2 separate regions of the Mus musculus genome follow, and region 2 is linked to region 1. The links are chromatin loops, found by intact Hi-C in ENCODE. Cell type or tissue: gastrocnemius. All regions are shown on one strand. Each heading gives the region's core, and the rest is flanking DNA. Links, peaks and the distances in the headings are about the cores only.

Region 1 (2,915 bases), core at 149-2,648:
AGCAAGCGTATCTGTGAGCGTGAAGTACAGACTGTCCCACCACTTAATTGGACACTCCTTCATTGAACCTGGTACCAAGCTCAGTGCAGAAACAGACCCCTGCCTTCAAGAGGTTCACTGTCGAAGCCAGACAGTAGTTCATTATTGCAAATCCACATGAATTTGAGAACAAAACCAACAGAATTAATTCAAGGCACTGGGGTGACTTTCCCCAGTTTAATGTCTACTCCCTGTGTGTGCTAGGCAATGCTCTACCAGTGTGCTATGGCCCCAGCCTTGATTCCTTTTGGTTTCTGAGACTGAGTCTACTGAGTTAATCAGGCTGACCTTGAACTCTCTCAGCTGCTCTGGCCTCAGCCTTAGGAATAGCTGGAATTCCATTACAGGTCTCTGCTACCAGGTCTGCGGGGTGACCTTGATCCAGCTCTTGATGGAAACCTGAGTTCACCAACCGCTGTTTCAGGAAGGTTTGGTGTGAAAATAAGAGCTAGTAGGTGCTACACACCAGTGGGGGTCCACATGTGAAACGACAGCAGGACCTGAAAACCAGCATGAACCAAAGACTAAGAGAGGTGAGCCCCAGACTGTGAGGCTCATACAAGCTATACTGAAGATGTGGCCGTCATCAAGGCCACGCAGACTCAGGACTCACTTTCTTGATTCTATCATTAGACCCTCTGATGACAGTATTGCATGCATATGGAGACCCCTGTCCTGTCCTAAATACAAGAAGTGACCCTGTGACTGAATAGAGGCTCAGGATCCAGAAATGAAGATAAGGTCATGTGTGATCTGCAGATAGAAATTGTCTTTGAGGCTGAGACAGAAAGCATTTACAGCAGGATAGCTGGCCACGTCTCAACTGAAGGAAGAACTCTGGCCAGCTGTGGCCAGGGCCAGAGAAAGTTAAAGCAGGCAGAGCAAGCATTCGAGGCCAGCCTGGACTACGTTGCAAAACTCTGCCTCAAAAATAAATATAGGGGCTGGAGAGATGGCTCAGAGGTTGAGAACACTGACTGCTCTTCCAGAGGTCCTGAGTTCAATTCCCAGCAACCACATTATAATTCACAACCATCTATAATGGTATATGGCGCCCTCTTCTGGTGGGCAGGTACATATGCAGGCAGAACACAGTACAGAATAAAAGATAGATAGATAGATAGATAGATAGATAGATAGATAGATAGATAGATAGATGATAGATAGATAGATAGATAGATAGATAGATAGATAGATAGATAGAATTAATGAATTTAAACTACAGAAATTAGGATAATGTGGAAGGGGAGTCTGGCCATAACAATGTGGTTTCAAAAGGGAGGATAGCCCTTCAGGTACAAAAGGATGATTGGAAAGCCCTTTGCTTGCTTGCTTGCTTGCTTGCTTGCTTGCTTGCTTGCTTGCTTCTCTTCAAGACCATTGGGAGTCCAAGCTGTAAAGTGCCTTCACACTTCCTGGTTCGTACTCTTATAAGCTTCTAGAGAGTTCTAGGTCTTTGGGCATTCCATTTTCTGAGCAGATGAAGATGATCTCAGAAGACCTCCTGCTACAGAAAACTAATCAAGTGGGTGTACCCATCTGAGGGTCTGGTGGCTGATTTTTTTTCTGATTGATGTGTATATGTGTATGCCTACATGCACACAGGTACTGCACTAGGCCAGAGGATGTCAAATCCCCTGAAGCTAGTTACAAGTGATGGTGGGTGCTGGGAGCCAATCCCCAGGCCTCTACAAGCACACTCAATAACCAGTGAGCCATCCATTCCCCCAGACAGTGACTTTACAGAGGAAGTCAGGTGTGTTCGTAAAGCTTAGGGACAGGACCTGTGTTCACTGACCCTCAGGAATGAATCTGCTGCTGGGAACGTTTTAGCTATTTACATCCCAGCTGTAAGAGACAGAGTCCCTCCAGTTACATCACATGGTCCCTGCCTTGCCCATTTCCTTGAGCTCCAGACAGCTCCCATCCAACAAGCGTGTGGAGGCCAGAGGCAAGATGGTTGTGGTCAGAGCTGGGTTTGATGTGGGAAGGGTATTTGTGTTGATTAGGCCCAAGTCAAACTTAAAAACCATATTAATTAGTGTTAACATATGCTGTTTGGCATTATTTCCATTTCTGGAGCTTTGTTTTTCTAGTCCGTGTGGGTCATGATCATAATATCCATAGGGTATTATAGCACAAATTTACTTGTATCTATATAATGGAACTGGTCAAAGCTGCAAGTAACAAAGGACTGTTTAAAACTTCTAATGGTTTCCTTAGTTTTGTATTTGTTTGCTAGATGCTGGGGAATCAAACCCTGGGCCTTACATATGCTTTAACACCAGTCCACAGTCCAGCTCCAACACTATATTTTATTACTTATTTCATGGATAGGATTGCTCTGTTTTTCATGCACCCCAGAAGAGGGCATCGGATCCCATTACAGATGGTTGTGAGCCACCATGTGGTTGCTGGGAATTGAACTCAGGACCTCTGGAAGAGCAGTCAGCACTCTTAACCACTGAGCCAGCTCTTCAACCCTAACACTATATTTTAAACGAACTAGACATCCATGATTTACTATCACATAAAAAGCAGACTCCTCTCTCAGGTTTTTTGTTGTTGTTGTTGTTGTTGTTGTCGTTGTTTTGTTTTGTTTTGTTTGTTTTTTTGAGACAAGGTTCTTTTGTGTAACAGCTCTGGCTATCCTAGAACATGCTCCATAGACCAGGTTGGCTTCAAACTCACAGAGATCCATCTGCCCCTGCCTCCCTAGTACTGGGATTAAAGGTGTGTGCCACCACTTCCTGGCCAGATTCTCTAAGTAGTGTGCACAGTTGATTCCAGAAGGTTTGTGGCTTGTTGTTGCTATGGGAGAGTGGACGGTGCTAGGAAACTTGGTAAGATTGAGCGGACTTCAGAGTCCCTGGCAC
Region 2 (2,915 bases), core at 163-2,662, 50 kb before region 1:
GTGAGGTGGCTCATCTCAGAGAACACAGGGGTCGGGGGACAGAAATGCTGAGTCTGGCCCTGCTACACTAAATCCCAGGTAGGGCCCAGCAGGAGACTGCCACCCACACACATGGCAGATGCCACAGGCTAGGCCTCAACTGTCCTTAACAGCAAGAAGCACACAACACAGGCTCAACACAATGGAAGCCCCTGGACCCACAGCGCTGACTTTCCTAACTGGAAAAAGAGCGGTGACTTCTGGGAAGCCCCACTTCACCCCACAAGTCCCAGGGTTCTCTCTCTGCTGACGGTTTTCCTTACCTTGAGTTTGGCCTGGATCTCCCGGGCTTTTCGACGGGCAAGCACCTGGATGTGGCTGGAGACCTGTTGCAGAAAGAGAGACTTCCTGTCTCCACCTCCCAGACAGCTTGTGTGTCCCCAACCCTTAGCCCTCCATGGCTCTCTGGCTACACTGTGAATGTACTGTGTGAGGAGCAGGTCAATGTGGGGAGCTCCCTCCTGCCTGCCCAGTTCACCTTGAGTCTGGCAGTACTTCATAAGCTGGGGGGGGTGGGGGGGACGGATTTATTTTTCCCGTAGTATCCCAGAGTGGGAGTTTGACTCGCTGGTAAATGGAAGAACCAGGGCACCCAGAGAAGTGGGTGCCTCTCCAATCCCCTTGGGGAGACCTCTCCAGGCTCACCTGCTTCCTTGTGCGCGTCTTCCCTGTCCTGAGCTTGATATGGCGTGCGATCAGCTCATTCCGACCTGTAGAAACACCACAACCTCTCAGTGGGGAAAGCATGAAGGTGGGCTGCTTACTCTGCCCACCTTGGGTGGAGACTTAGAGTAAGGACTGTGTAAGCTCCCCCTGCCTGCCTTGGAACACAGGGATATCCCATTAGTGAGAAGAGACTACATCGTTACCAGACAGACTGGTGACAGTAGTGGAATCAGGACACGTGGGCCACTACCACTCAGCCCAAACTCCTCATTCCACAGTGGCTGCTTCAACACCTTGGTCCTTCCCAGGGCTTTCTGTGTGGGAAATACCTGGCCCTTGCCTGTGAGGCTCTCATAGTTTCTGCTGCCTCTGGAAATGAGGAGGTCCTTAAAGATGGTTGGTGGGCAATGGGGAAGATAGAAGGTGTGGTCCTGGGACTCTAATAGTTTCCAGGGAGGAGGCCTGCCTCTTCATCCAGTTAGGGCAGCCAGGAGAAATAGCTCCGTGCTAGAAGATCTGTTTAACAGGCAAAAGGCCTCTATTCTCAATCTCACCAAAGCCAAAACCAAAACCAAAACCCAGGCTACTTTTGTAGCTCAAGGCTCTGCCTCACTATCACCTGGAGGCCATACTATGTCCCCAAGCCAGCCACATCTTCTATTACTATAAATAAGATCAAAGAGGATGTATTGGGTTTTTAATTATTGTTACTATTATTAGTTCCTAGGCCGACTCTGAACTCATTACGTAGCTGAGAGTGACTTTGAACTCCTGATCCTCTTGCTTCCATATCCCAAGGGCTATATTAATAGTCATGTGCCACCATGCCAGGTCCTGATTCAGTGCTGGAGACCAAGCCTAGCACTGTACATGCTAGGCAAACACTGTTACCTACGCTACATCCTCAGCCACGTTTCATAGTTGATATTTTGCTGTATGTGTGTGTGTTTGCTTTTCGAGAAAAAAGGAATTGCTATCTAGCCCTGGCTGGCTCAGACCGTGTGTCCATCCTTGATCCTCCTCCCTCTGTCCGATAAACAGAAGTCAGTATCTAGGTTAGAGGGACACATATCCGCATGGAGCAGATATGTTTGAGAAGGGGGGGGGGAGTTCAGGTTTGGGAAGCAGGTGGGCCCAGGTGGGATGTCAACCTCTGTGTAAACATCAGATGAGGGAGAGGGAGAGGGAGGGCTGAGGTAGGGGAAGCTGTCACCTCTGTGCTTGACTTGTAGGCCAGGGGGCATAGCAGAGGCCTGCCCTGTCAGCTGAGGCTGGAGTGGCCATGTGAGGAAGCTGCTATTACAGGGGCAGGTGAGGCGAGCCCTAGGCTGTAACTAGAGAGCTTGGCCAGAGCCAGGCTGGCCCCCAAGCTGACCTTTCTCCACAGCCAAGTCCAAATTAAGAGCCTTCAACTGACAGAAAGATGTGCTGGCCTTGAGTGCGCTGGCCTGTCTGTGTCTGAGGGAGGAAGGCAAAAGGAGGAACCAGGCTCCTCAGGTACTGTGTGAGACAGTCTGCACCTAAAAACATGAGTCCTGAAAGATGTCTCCTCCAAAGCTTTGGAGGAGGACATAGTCCATAGGTGCTGCTGGCAGGGCAATGAATGCCCAGCAGTTTTACTGTGTGTCTAACTAAAGGTGACTGTGCTGCAGCTACAAAGCCTGAGCCTTCAGCGGTTGGTAATGGGAAAGCGACCACAACATTAGAGTTTAGAGAGCTGGGCTTGGACTTCCAGTTCTACCAAGGAGCTTTGGGAGCACAGCCAGCTGGTGGAAGTGGATCTCCACTCTGCCTTCGAATCTAGCTCGATCTAGTTCTTCTAACGTCTTTCTTCTATATTTGATCGCACACATTTTTACTGACTTAGGATGCTAAGCTTTTTGTTGTTGTTGTTTTGTTTTTGTTTTTGTTTTTTGTTTTGTTTTTGTTTTGTTTTTTGTTTTTTTTTTTTTTTCGAGACAGGGTTTCTCTGTATAGCCCTGGCTGTCCTGGAACTCACTTTGTAGACCAGGCTGGCCTCGAACCCAGAAATCCTCCTGCCTCTGCCTCCCAAGTGCTGGGATTAAAGGCGTGCGCCACCACTGCCCGGCTTAACACTGGTTCTGTGAGAACTCAGGCCAGGCATGGCGGTCCTTATCTATTATGGAGGCACTTAGGAGTCCAAGCAGGGAAGACTGCTTCTAGTTTGAGTCCAGCCTGGGCTAGAGGGT

Evidence for each region. Peaks named below come from ENCODE experiments on the same cell type or tissue, not always from the same donor. Only the 100,000 strongest peaks of a DNase experiment are listed, where the experiment ranks them.
Region 2: a loop joins it to region 1, with 3 times the contacts of the local background. A loop is called at or near these places in 6 of 42 quality-filtered maps.

What each region holds. Positions count from the first base shown.
Region 1 is chr6:128,301,740-128,304,654 of GRCm38, forward strand. No RefSeq gene overlaps it. Among named protein-coding and RNA genes, the nearest start is that of Tead4, 2.4 kb to the left of the region's middle. In gastrocnemius, for the core only: a CTCF peak has its summit at 1,099 (motif pointing left); no DNase peak of the experiment used is centred there.
Region 2 is chr6:128,251,238-128,254,152 of GRCm38, forward strand. It overlaps Tead4 (TEA domain family member 4), which reads right to left. Exons shown (of 12, transcript NM_011567.2): 3 at 685-749; 4 at 303-365. Among named protein-coding and RNA genes, the nearest start is that of Tead4, 48 kb to the right of the region's middle. In gastrocnemius, for the core only: no CTCF peak of the experiment used is centred there; no DNase peak of the experiment used is centred there; H3K4me3 peaks cover 331 bases; H3K27ac peaks cover 1,790 bases.